Linked DNA regions of Homo sapiens: region 2 is linked to region 1. Evidence: read pairs that join two places in POLR2A ChIA-PET (ENCODE). Cell type or tissue: PC-9. All regions are shown on one strand. Links, peaks and the distances in the headings refer to the core of each region. The heading gives the core; the rest is flanking DNA.

What was found. Peaks named below come from ENCODE experiments on the same cell type or tissue, not always from the same donor. Only the 100,000 strongest peaks of a DNase experiment are listed, where the experiment ranks them.
Region 2: POLR2A ChIA-PET joins it to region 1 with 20 read pairs; 3 of 35 experiments call an interaction of 5 or more read pairs at or near these places.

Annotation. Positions count from the first base shown.
Region 1 is chr15:60,124,113-60,132,104 of GRCh38, forward strand. No RefSeq gene overlaps it. Among named protein-coding and RNA genes, the nearest start is that of FOXB1, 120 kb to the left of the region's middle. RefSeq lists enhancers at 3,767-3,956, 4,520-5,021. In PC-9, for the core only: a CTCF peak has its summit at 3,626; DNase peaks (open chromatin) are centred at 3,689 and 4,079; H3K4me3 peaks cover 1,483 bases; H3K27ac peaks cover 2,250 bases.
Region 2 is chr15:59,882,582-59,887,581 of GRCh38, forward strand. No RefSeq gene overlaps it. Among named protein-coding and RNA genes, the nearest start is that of FOXB1, 120 kb to the right of the region's middle. In PC-9, for the core only: no CTCF peak of the experiment used is centred there; a DNase peak (open chromatin) is centred at 4,810.

The sequences.
Region 1 (7,992 bases), core at 1,410-6,409:
ACTCCAGCCTGGGTGACAGAGTGAGACTCTGTCTCAAAAAAAAAAAAAAACAAACACACACAAAAATCTACCCAAATCTAGTCAAATTTTCAGATATTACTTCCAGGTTATAGGAGATACAGAAGGTAGAAGAACAGGAGAAATGATATCGCAAAAAGAAAAAGTCAGATGATTGAAGAATTATTCAGTTCTATGGGACAACTGACTTGTATCCTCAATAAATAAATGTCATGGAAATGGAGAGGAAAGAAAGAGATGAATTCTTGCATGGATAATCCACAAGAATTGGAATTATGAAATTCTATCATCTTCTGGAAGACGAATTTCTTCCTAGAACAGTGCCCAGAGCAAGAACGAGGCCATATTGAACACTCAATACATATCTGGGCTCTCAGTACGTATCTGTTAAAAGTAAGAATGGATAAGTAAGTGAATTAAATGTATTGATGAGACAAAGAGGCTCAGAGTGCTATGTGCTGTGCTCAGTGGGGACAGCAGGTTGGTGGCAGAGCTTGGACTGATGCTTGATCTATCAATCCCTAACCTGGTGCTTGTTCCGTAGTTCCCTGTTTATTTTTGCTTTTTCATATATAATTTAGTTCCAGATTTTAAAAAACCTTAAGAGACATAACAACCAGATGTAATGGGTGGTTCCTAGTTGGATCCTGGTTTGAATAAGCCCAGCTGAGAAACTGAACAGGAACTGGCTATAAGATAACATTAACACATCTCTGAGAATGCTGTCAGGTGAGACGTGGGTATTGTGGTTACACAGGAAGCAGTCAGTTATTGTTTTCTGGAAACGTATACTAAAATTTTTAGAGGGAAAAGTCATGATATTGGCAATTTTCTTTAAAACATTGCAACATAAAGAACTTGGTGAACCATTTCCAGTAACATGTTAGTAACTATCAAATCTAGGAAATGGAGACACGAGCACTGATTAGGTTTCTCTTTGTTCTATGTGAAATGTTCATAATGAGATGGGTGGGTAGGCAGGTAGATGGATAGATAGACACCCAGCTACCCAGCCAGAAAAATTCTGGAATTCTTTCATGTCTCAATGAAATTATCAATTTTGCCTTAGTAGGATGGGAATGATATTAAAAATTTTTTCTCAAACAGCTATTTTCTAAGAATGTTAACTTTAACATTGACTTAATTCTTATTAAGAGAAACAACTTTATTCTTCAACATCTTCAAGTCACATGCATTTACACAGCACGTGTTGTATTGAATAAAGAGCTTAGAAACGACCAAAGTGCCCCAAAACATTTGGAATGTGTTTCTCAAACAGTGTGCAGGAAATGCTATTCCTCACAATGTTTCATTAAGATAAACTAGGGGGAGAGGGTGCCAAGGCCGATTGAGTTTAGTAAATCCCCTGCTAGAGCAGTCTGTAGCTCTGTGCTGATGAAAAATCTCAGAAGACAGAAATGGGGAAGTGTGGATGCTGGGGAGGGAGATGAAGAGAGGTTGGTTGGTAATCCCAGAACTACGGGAGGCCGAGCTGTGTGGATCATTTGAGGTCAGGAGTTTGAGACCAGCCTGACCAACATAGTGAAACCCTGTCTCTCCTAAAAAATACAAAAATTAGCCAGGCGTGGTGGCGTGTGCCTGTAGTCCCAACTACTCAGGGAGCTGAGGTAGGAGAATCGCTTGAACACGGGAGGTGGAGGATGCAGTGAACTGAGATCACGGCACTGCCCGCCAGCCTGGGTGACAGAGTGAGACTCTGTCTCAAAAAAAAAAGAGAGACAGAGAGAGGTTGGTTATAGGTACAAAATAGTTAGAAGAAATAAGCTTTAATGTTTGATAGCAGACTAGGGTGACTACACTTAGCAAGAATATTAGGTACATTTCAAAGTAACTAGATGAGAGAACTTGAAATGATACCAACACAAAAATAATGATAAACACTGAGGGTGATGGATAACCCAGATATCCTGGCTTGATCATTACACATTCTATGCATGTAACAAACACATGTACCCCACACACATGTAAAATATTATGTATCAATAAAAGAGAAAACAACACATTCTAAACAATCTAGGAGAAGCTGACAGCCCTCAGTTACAGCATTTTGCACCGCATTTGAGTAGTAATTCTAAGAAGGTGCCACAGAGAGGGCTAGCAGCATGGCTTCTGGTTAACGCTGCACTGACCCAGAAGAATCCAGCTATTGGACTACTTGAGAGATGGAGAGAGACAGCTCTTCTTGCCTTCCTGCCTAGTTTACCCTGTGCACACCTCCAAATTTGCTCACAGAAGGGGAAGCATCTGCTGTGTGGTTGCAGCCATCGCACCCAACCTGCTTAGTGCAGGGTACTCCCTAAATTGTAAGATGTGATCACACATTTGAACATGAGAAAGCATTAAGGGGTTATTGGTTTACAGTTGCATGTGCTTAAGGAACTAAGTTGTACATGAAAAACACAAAAACGAAAGCAGGGAGTAGATTGTAGAATGAGCCCTGTGTGTGAAATTGGCAGACCTGTCAGTCCCAGGTTTGCCTCCAGCTGGCTACCCATTATTAACACAGGACCTAGCCTTCTAGGGCTGTGTGACCTCATCTATTGAATGTCTGTCTGTCTGTCTGTCTGTCTATCTATCTATCTATCTATCTATCTATCTATCCACCTACCTACCTATCAATCTATCTATCTATCTGTCTATCTATCTATCTATCTATCTATCTATCTATCCATCTGTCCGTCTGTCGGTCCATCCATCCATCCATCCGTCCATCCATCCGTCCGTCTATCCATCCATCCATCCATCCATCCATCCATCCATCCAGCCATCCTCTCATTCCATGAATAGTTTTTTTTGAGTGCCCAGTATGTGCCAAGTACTACACTAGGCAGTAGGCAGGCATGTCTGCCTCCAGAAGATGACAGATTTCCTAAAGCAGTGTACATTACTTCTGGATTATCTTTGTCAGGCTCCACTTCCCCTTTACCTTTTTTTTTTTTTTTTTTTGCACAAGTAATTGTGAGTAACTATAGGCACTTTTGAGAAGGGTGGCTTTCAGCTAAACCTAAAAGAAACTTCTGGGTAAATATAAATGATCAGCATAAAAACAACATAGTCGTTCTCTTGGGATTTTAAAACTGACATGGTGACAAATTGTTGATGGAGGATGGACAGCTTCCAGGGCAGAGAAAGTGAACTGGTGGCCCTGGCCAGGCCAGCCCAGCCCACAGCTGTGCTCAGTTAGGCTTGCCTGGTGTACCCACACAGCTGTTTTTCTCCTAACAGAGATTTGTTTCTCTAGACCACCGACTTTATCAAAAGTGGGAAAATCAGAATAGGATTAAGAACAAGAGATCTTTTCCAAAAAATTGTATTGACCATGCAGTGGGCTCTACCCTTTTTTGTTTTCTGTGTTTGTGTGTGTGTGTGTGTGTGTGTGTGTGTGTGTGTGTGTGTGCGCGCGCGCGCGCGCACGTTTGTTTTTGTATACCCCATCTGACCACAACAGCTGTTGGGTTTGTGGCACTTCACTCCAGACTAAAAGATAAGTTTGTCTGTACCTGGCCTCTCAAAAACGTCATTTGGAAAGTTGTTTCCTAATATGAGGGGTTGGGGGAAGGGAGCAGCGGAAGACGAGGAGAGGGTGCCCCCTTTCTGTAACTTCCCAGCTACAGCAGAGACAGACAAATCTCACACTGTAAGCCGAGACAGGCTGGGGATTATCTGGCTCACTCCTGATTTAATACATGAAGAAATGAAGCCTCAGAGAAGCCCAGAGCTTGCCCTAAGCCAGACAGCTGAACCGAAACAGGACCAACCCGCTCTCCTGACTCTGCCCTATGGTTTTTTCCCTCTCCTTTAAGATGCCTCAACCTCGAGTGAAAGTGAAACTGCAACTTCTATTAAATCATGCTTTTTAATCATCTCTGAGCACCACGACTTTTTACACGGTTTCCCCTCCTAGGTAATTATCTAAGTGAAATCTTTCATTCTGTCCTGGCATGAGGAGCCCAGAAAAATGAGCCCCCAAGAGTTGGCTCACTGGCAGCATGCCCTGCAAAGCTTCTCTGGTTTGCTAAGAAGCACTTCAGAGCCCCAAACTCATCTTTCTCATGTCACAAAAGAGTGACTGCTCCTGCAGGAATGTCACAAGTACAAAACAAAGGAACTCGGGATCATCAGTAGAGTTCAGTGTTAAGAACATGAACTTGGAACCAAACTGGAGTTGGGAAAAACTTTTCTTTGGCCCGGTTTCCTCTTCTTAACACCAAATAAACGATAGTACCTATTTCATACTGTTGTTGTTAAGTGAGATAATAAATAAGAAAATGCCCAAGGTAAGTGCCAAAAAGATGTCAGTTACTATAGTTATAAATAGGTAAACAAATGTATTATTCACTTGGACTGCTCTTAGTTCTTTTTGTTTTGGAAAGACCAGAGAATCATAATTCCCTTTCACAAGTTGTTTAGATATTGAAGTCCTAACAGAAATTTTGGATAAAGATTATTAAGAAAGCAGAAAATTTCCCAACACAAATCTTTTTTCTTTTCTTTTTTAAAATCTTACAGACAGCTTCAAGTAAAGTTCAATCCTAGTTAGTCACCTCTGAGGGGCTGTTACTCTGCTCTCCCTGTAGCATGTCATACTGGATGTGCTTATCAATGTTGCATTCTTTTTCTGCTTTCATCAGCCAACGTGGGGCACTGTGTGAAAAATGTAGCAATCACCTCTGTCCCCAACAGGTATACTAATTGTATCATTTCCATAACAAACTCATCCTTCACCCGCGTGAGTCCTTGGAATTTGTGGATAGTCCCTTCCATAGCCAGCTCTCCTCTCTGAGGGGTCTTTGTCTGGAAGGTTAAAGCCTAATGGTCCCAGAATATTGAGGGGGTGCCCAGGATAGGGGAGGACCGGATGACTTTGGAAGCATTTCGTGGTAGAACCAGGAAGTACAACCACCTAATTTAAGCATGTTTACAGCACAGTAGCATTGCAAACCACCTTAGAAATATGAACAGGAGAAACACCTGCAGCTCACAGAGGTAAGCCCTACGCTTAATTCCAGCATATGACTACCTCTGTCACTAAGAGTTGGGATTCGTCTTCATTAAACTACAAATGTATCTTTTTTGGTAAAATGATTTTTTTCTTGCCTTCCTCCAAAATACTGCACTTCTACCACCTACAGTTGAAGTCATTTTTCTGCCTGAGGGCATTGCTAGTTTTCTGGTTCTAAAAACCAAAGAGAAAGGAAGGGAAGCCTGAATGTCACTTTTCTGCACAAATTTGCAAAACTGCCGCCCAACCCCAGCCATCCCCAAGCCTCCACATGAGCAGCTACTTGCATGGCATTGCAACAAGGACCTATTGTGAAGCCCTGAGGTGAACAAACTGCTGAAAAGGGTTGTGAATTGCGGATTATTAGCATAAGTAACTTCTCAAATGAGTTTTCAGGAGGAGTCTTGGTTTCTTAGAAGGCTTAAGGCTTACTCTAAAAAGTAAATCATCACTGAAAGTTAAAAGAAGCAACAATCGTAAAAGACTAATTACCAACAATGTGAGGTCAATAAGATCACAAGTTAATTTTTAATTAATTAATCTATTTTTTGAGATGGAGTTTTGCTTTTGTCACCCAGACTGGAATGCAATGGTGCAATCTTGGCTTACTGCAACTTCCACCTCCTGGGTTCAAGTGATTCTCCTGCCTCAGCCTCCCAAGTAGCTGGGATTACAGGTGAGTGCCACCACGCCCAGCTAATTTTTGTATTTTTAGTAGAGACGAAGTTTCACCATGTTGGCCAGGCTGGTCTTGAACTCCTGACCTCATGATCTGCCCACCTCAGCCTCCCAAAGTGCTGAGATTACAGGGGTGAGCCACCAGGCCGGGCCACGAATTAATTTTTTAATCCATATCTCTATACAGCTATACCATAAAATGCTTATGGCTGTTAATATTTTCTGCATAGTGACATAATGGCTAATTTTCATTTAACTTTTATCAATCTGTATTTACTACTTTTGTCTGTAACAAATATATATTTCTTGTTGAAAAACTCAACTAAATAAAAATAAACAGATGGAAGCCTACTGAGGATCATAAAGTATGGGGCAGGCTGTGCGACTCTGGGCAGAATGCCTTGTTTTCATTGCTGCCTGCCGATGGCCCCTTCTCTTAGCTGCCCTAGGAAGAAAAACTCCATTAGCACTTGGAGGCCTAATGCGCTGAGTAGTGATCTTTATATGTTACACTAAACATGTCTGCTGTAATAGATTTCAAAATCTAACCTTCCTACCTTTACAAATTATGAATCCATGCCTACCACATTTGTTCTTTTCTTTGGCAAAGAAAACTCCCACAGGAAGTGGAAACACTCATTTTTTAACAGTGACTTTTTTATAATTAGGAATGGAGTCATGGTCTCAGTAGTGCTTTGCAGTATGTAATTCTCTGGGTTCTGTGATCTTTTCTCAAGCCACACTTCAAGTTTCTTTTTTAAGACAGTATCAGCCAATGTGCTGCATCAACTAGTGAGGGAGTAAGAAGAGAAACCTACCAGAACTGCACATTCCAGTTGGTTGTTCAGAAACAGAATAAGCAGTAGGGAAGAGATAAGCACCTGGTTTCATAAAAATTTCGAAACTGGGTTTTAGTTCCCCCTTTATATACATACTTAATTTTTAATGATGTTTCAGACCTTGGCTTAAATGTCAGTTCTACAGGAATGCCCTCCTTGACTCCTCATATTAGCTGGTCCTCCTATTATACTTTATCTTTGCACTTTGTTTTTGGGGTTATTTTATTTTATTTTATTTTGAGACAGAGTCTTGCTCTGTCGTCCAGGTTGGAATGCAGTGGCACAATCTCGGCGCGCTGCACTCTCCACCTCCCAAGTTCAAGCAATTCTACTGCCTCAGGCTCCCAAGCAGCTAGGATTACAGGCCACCACACTTGGCTAATTTTTATATTTTCAGTAGAGATGGAATTTCATCACGTTTCCCAGGCTGGTCTCAAACTCCTGACCTCAAGTGATCTGCCCACCTCAGCCTCTCAAAGTGCTGGGATTACAGGCGTGAGCTACCAAGCCCGGTCTGCATTTTGTATTTTTATGTTGGCATCTATCACTGCTATAATAAAGTAATTATGTGTGTAATTGTTTGTGTAACTGCCTGTTTCTCCCACCAGACTATGAGAGGAAAGACTATATCTGTCTTTTTGCTGTAATATTTTCAACATCTAGTTCTGAGACTAGAATATATATAGTTAAGTATTTATTGAATAAACGAAAGAAAGAGTGAAAGAAATACTCTCCAGCCCTTTGCTGTAACCTCTTTCTGCTTTTTGGTATTTGGCTTCGCATTAATTGCCTAGCAAACTCATGATAATATAAATAATTATTGTGCAACTGCTATACAGTTATTATTGGATATAAATGGTCCTTCACACTTTTCATGTGCTTTTCAATGTAGAGAAGATGAGGTGGTGGTGTTGTTACATCCATACTAGAGTTGAGGGACAAGAGGTTCAGCAAATGATTTATCCAATCAAAGTTACAAAGAGCTAGAACCACAAACTGCAAACACGTTCTACAGAACATTGACCCTCAGGAACGCAAGGCTCATCTGCTTCCATGAGCAGCAGTCCCCACCCCAAAGTCCTTCTTTGCAGAACTTCCGTTTCTGGGCCTTCTTTATTGTAGAGGTTCAAATGGGTATAATCAATAATGTTTTAATTTCATTCCAGATAAGATTTGTATTTTAATAGAGGCCCTTGAGGTAATTTTAGGTGATACAATAGTCTTTTAAAATATAGTTATAAGTTTACTTTGATGTGAATTATTGAAAAATGCAAATAGACACCTAATGTGTAATTTCACAGATGTTACTGCTTTGGATGAGGCTAAGTATAAAGAAAAGTCAATTTTTTTTAAATGTAAAAAATAGAAGAAAAAGTAGTTCATAGATCTGGTGAATATTGGAAAGGTAGTATGTAAAGAACTGAAGTTTGGGAA
Region 2 (5,000 bases), core at 1-5,000, 240 kb before region 1:
CGTTCAGTCAGAGACAGATTAAAACAAAGATAAGGCCAGGCGCGGTGGCTCACGCCTGTAATCCCAGCCCTTTGGGAGGCCGAGGCGGGCGGATCACGAGGTCAGGAAATGGAGAGCATCCTGGCTAACATGGTGAAACCCCGTCTCCACTAAAAATACAAAAAAGAAAATTAGCCAGGCGTGGTGGCAGGCGCCTGTAGTCCCAGAGTCCTAGCTACTTGGGAGGCTGAGGCAGGAGAATGGCGTGAACCTGGGAGGCGGAGCTTGCAGTAGCCGAGACTGTGCCACTGCACTCCAACCTGGGCGACAGAGCGAGACTCTGTCTCAAAAAATAAACAAACAAACAAACAAACAAAAAACAAAGATAAATAATGACCCTATGGGATAATAGCAAAACAGAGGTCCCTAGCATCAGGAGCCAAGAGCTCTACTAAATTTCCACAAAGTAATGCATCCATGAAACAGACAGGATGCATTTTGGGGGAACTTCTTTGTCAAAAAAAAAAAAAAAAAAAACAAATCTAGAAGCAGAATTAATATAGGCAGAATATAGGATAGATAGAATAGTGACAGAAATAAAATGGGGTTTGCAATGTAAAAAAAATCAACTGATGACTCCCGAAAATAAAAACAAATGGGAAAAAAAAATTGCACCTGGTATTCTTGGAGGAGAGGAAACAGTGTTGAGTTAAGGTCAGGAGAGATGGAGGAGGGAGGCCTGATCTGGGCTCAGGCAGAGAAGTCTGATGGTGGGGAGGCCGTGTGGGGCCTGGCAGTCTGGAGGAAGGGATTGGCTGACTCACATTAGTGCAGGGGGCTTCCAGGTCAAGGAGGAAGCAGGTGATTGGTTTACCCACATCCCACAATTCCTAAGCAGCGGCTGATTAGCTGTGAAGCTAACAAAGATTAAGCTTTGAGGGCCCTCACTTGCAAAATCCCTTCCAAGATCCTGTGAGGGGCTCTTGCAATTTGTTCCCATGGTCATATGTGCTTGTAACATTTGCATAACAAGTGGTTAAGTCACTTACTGTTTCTAACCTAATTTTCCCTGTATCCTACTGCCCCTCATGATGTGTGGTGTTAAAGTGGTCACGAGCATCTTGGGGGATCCAGCTAAAAGGAAGTTGATTTGGAGATCCATTTAAGTTGGGTTCTGTGGATCATATTAATGTAGTTCATGGTCTCTTCTATGTAGTTAAGATATTGCTTGCCATCCTGGTATAGGGTTGTCTTCCAGGAATGCTACTACCCAGGAATGCTAATGCTACTGTTACTCACTTTGCTGGCTTATAAAGATGCAGAGCAAGAGATGCTAGAGCAAGGCCAGGCACAGTGGCTCACGCCTGTAATCCCAGCAGTTTGGGAGGCTGAGGCGAGTGGATCACTTGAGGTCAGGAGTTTGAGACCAGCCTGGCCAACATGGTGAAACCCCATTTCTACTAGAAATACAAAAATTAGCCAGGCTTGGTGGCGTGCACCCATAATCCCAGCTGCTCGGGAGGCTGAGGCAGGAGAATCGCTTGAGCCCAGGAAGCGGAGGTTGCAGTGAGCCAAGATCAAGCCACTGCACTCCAGCCTGGGTGACCGGGCAAGACTCTGTCTCAAATAAATAAATAAATAAATAAATAAATAAATACAATACTAAAAATCTATGTGATGTTATCAATTATAATTTATAAAGATAAAAAAATTCAAAATAGACAATAAGTGAAATTCTTTCTACCAACCATATTAAAGACTGAATTATCTCTGTGGTTTCTATATAGAAAATATTACAAAATTGTCACTTGAGAAGGCAATGAAAATGTATGCAGCTGGCAAATATTGGGGAGAAAATATAGAAACACATGAAGCACACAGTGATGAGCTTAATCAATGTGACGCTTGTGGTTTTTGTTGGTATTTAACATTTTGTTGCTTATTTTTATTTATATTGTTATTCTAAATAAATACAGTTGATCCTTGAAAAACACAGACTTGAATTGTGCAGGCCACTTATATGTGGAGCGTTTTTCAATGAATGTATTGGAAAATTTTTTGGAGACTTGAGACAATTTGAAAAAACTCACAGATGAACAACTACTCCTGAGACAGCAGATCAACCTCTCCTCTCCCTCCTCCTCAGCCTACTCAACAAGAAGACAGTGATGATGAAGCCCTTTATGATGATCATAATCCACTTTTATTTAATGAATAGTAAATACATTTTCTCCTCCTTATGATTTTCTTAACGTTTTCTTTTCTCTAAATTACTTTATTATAAGAATACAGTATATAATACATATAAACATACAAAATACATGTTAATTGACTGTTTATGTTATCGGTAAGGTTCCAGTCAAGAATAAGCCATTAGTAGTTAATTTTCTGGGGAGTCAAAAGTTATACATGGATTTTTTGTATTACACAGGGGTCGACACTGTTTGAGGGTTAGCTGTATATACCCACTCATGCCTAATTTTGTGTCTGTAGTTTTGTGTTTTTTCACAGGGCCCTTCCCCTTCCCCACCCCACCCCACCCAAGAATGTGTAAGCTTTCTTCAAGCCCCACAAAATCTGCCCCTGCGGTTGGACTTCCTCCACTGGACAAGGGACAAAGGTCAGAGGGGAAGACATCTTGAACCAGCCCTCCTAGCCCCACCCAGCGACCTTGACAAGGATCTAAATTTTTGTAATCTGCATTAATTATCAGTTGATGAAGTTTTATATTATTATTATTTAGACGGAATCTCACTCTGTGACCCAGTCTGGAGTGCAGTGGCAAAATCTCAGCTCACTGCAACCTCTACCTCCTGGGTTCAAGCAATTCTCGTGCCTCAGTCATCCTAGTAGCTAGGATTACAGCTGTGTGTCACTACGCTTGGCTAATTTTTTTATTTTTAGTAGAGGTGGAGTTTCACCACATTGGCCAGGCTGGTCTCGAACTCCTGACCTCAAGCAATCCACCCACCCAAAATGTAGGCATTACAGGTGTGAGCCACCGCACCTGGCCAGTTGATGAGTCTTCATGCTAGTTTGCTTCCTGAAATATCTTTCTACGTGTTTGCTGAAATCTAACTGGCGCCTGGGATTACTTTAGCAGGGCTGAGTCTTATTTTTCTCCAATTCAGCTTAAACTGCAAATGCTTCATTTAGTTAAACCTTCAGGATAAATTAGCTTCGTTTTTCCCTGGTCTTGCAGTATGGGGCAGGGGAGGACTAGGGGGAGGGGAACAGAAGGATCTGGATAGGGAAGAGGAAGAGATTGACAAGGGAGCAGGAAGGAGCAGGAACAAGAATGAGTACCCTCCCCACCTATGAGATATGGAAGGAGGCAGAAAAGCAAAGTGTGAGAACAGAGAGCAGCCTCCCAGGTGAGCAGCTCTTACTCGTTTTCCTCCAGCAGACGTGCCAAACAGTGGCTGTGCACCGAAGGTTGCCGGCAAGCCGCTACCAGTCCGGACAGCTCATGCTGCATGATTTATGAAGTGTTTTTGAGCCCAGCCCCATATCCTATAAAGAAGGCTCATTCCCTGGGGATTCGTTAATCAAGGAGCACTGTACAAACACCACTTCCTGTGGGATGTTAATAGTGTCTGTAAGCAGGAGAGGGAGTGAGTGAGAGCAGGGAATCATTGTTTAGCAGAGAGAGAAATTAGCTCACAGCTGAAAAAGAGAACTCGCCTTGATGTAGAAAAGATTCCTTTGTTAACAAGTGAACAATAAGCAACTTATGTAAGCGTTTTGAAATTTGAAAAGTGGATGCTGTAGTTAACTAAAAAGTAAATACTTTCTTCAAGCTCCTAGGCTGCTTGCTGTTGAAGTTTTTTGGGATGAGGGAGCAAGCTGCTATGCCTGATCCCAGCCTGAGAACCAACTTTGGCTGCTTATTTACATGAGTTGTTTGTTTATGTGGCTTATTATGGCTGAAGGAGAAAAAATGGGACTTTTAAAAAAAATGTGTTTCTTTTGGTACACAGGCAAGAGAGAGGAGAGAAATGCAGACAATGGTGTGCCAATTTTTCCCCAACACCCTCCCCTGGCTTTCAGCCCTGGTGGGAGGAGTGGGGCCAGGAGTGAAAGGAGCTCTCAGCAGAAGCAATGCTGTGGGAGGCCTGGGAGACAAAAAAAGTGCAGGGTTGGGGAGAGGAAAAATCTTCCAGGTTTGGAAGCATCGGGGAGGAATGCCCTGGCACAGATGTCGGAGTTCTCAAGGTGCACTGTCAGCAGAGTGGCACTCACATGTAGCTGTGCCACTAGGATATTGACAAGGAGTCCGAGCAATGGAACAGGAGAGGAGAGAAGGCCTTGTGGCAACTGAGCTGGTAGAGTCATGAGCCAGACTCCACGCTGGCCAGGTGGTCTCTTTGCCCTCATCCCCCTTGACCCATCCCCTAATCTAGATCCTGCCATTTTTAAGGCCAAGAAAAAAGAAATTCTTAAGGAAAAGAAGAGAAGAGGCCATGTGTCTCCCAAGCCTAAGACTAATTGCTTCTGCATTCCACTTGAAGAATAGAAGTCACACTGCTTGGAGGCAGCTCTGGGTCATCATGTCACACCAGTCACAACGTCAGAAACAATCTGGATTTTGAGGCAATGAGACCAGGACTCTTGGAGCCTAAATACAAACAGGGAATCCAGTGAGATATATTTTAACAGGGAGACTCCCCTCTCGATGTCTACACTTATCAGTTCAGGTTGCTGTAACAAATGACCATAGATTAAGTGGCTTAAACCACAAACACTTATTCTGAAGGCTAGGAAGTCCAAGATCAGAGTGTCAGCCGATCTGGTGTCTGGTGACAATCTTCTTCCTGGTTTGCAGTTGCCATTTCTTTGTTATGTCCTCACATGGCAAAAACCAGTTGGACGGGAGAAAATTTTTGCAATCTATGCATCTGACAAAGGCCTAATATCTGAATCTACAAGGAACTTAAACAAATTTACAAGAAAAAAAACAAACAAACAACCTCATCAAAGAGTGGGTGAAGGATATGAACAGACACTTCTCAAAAGAAGAC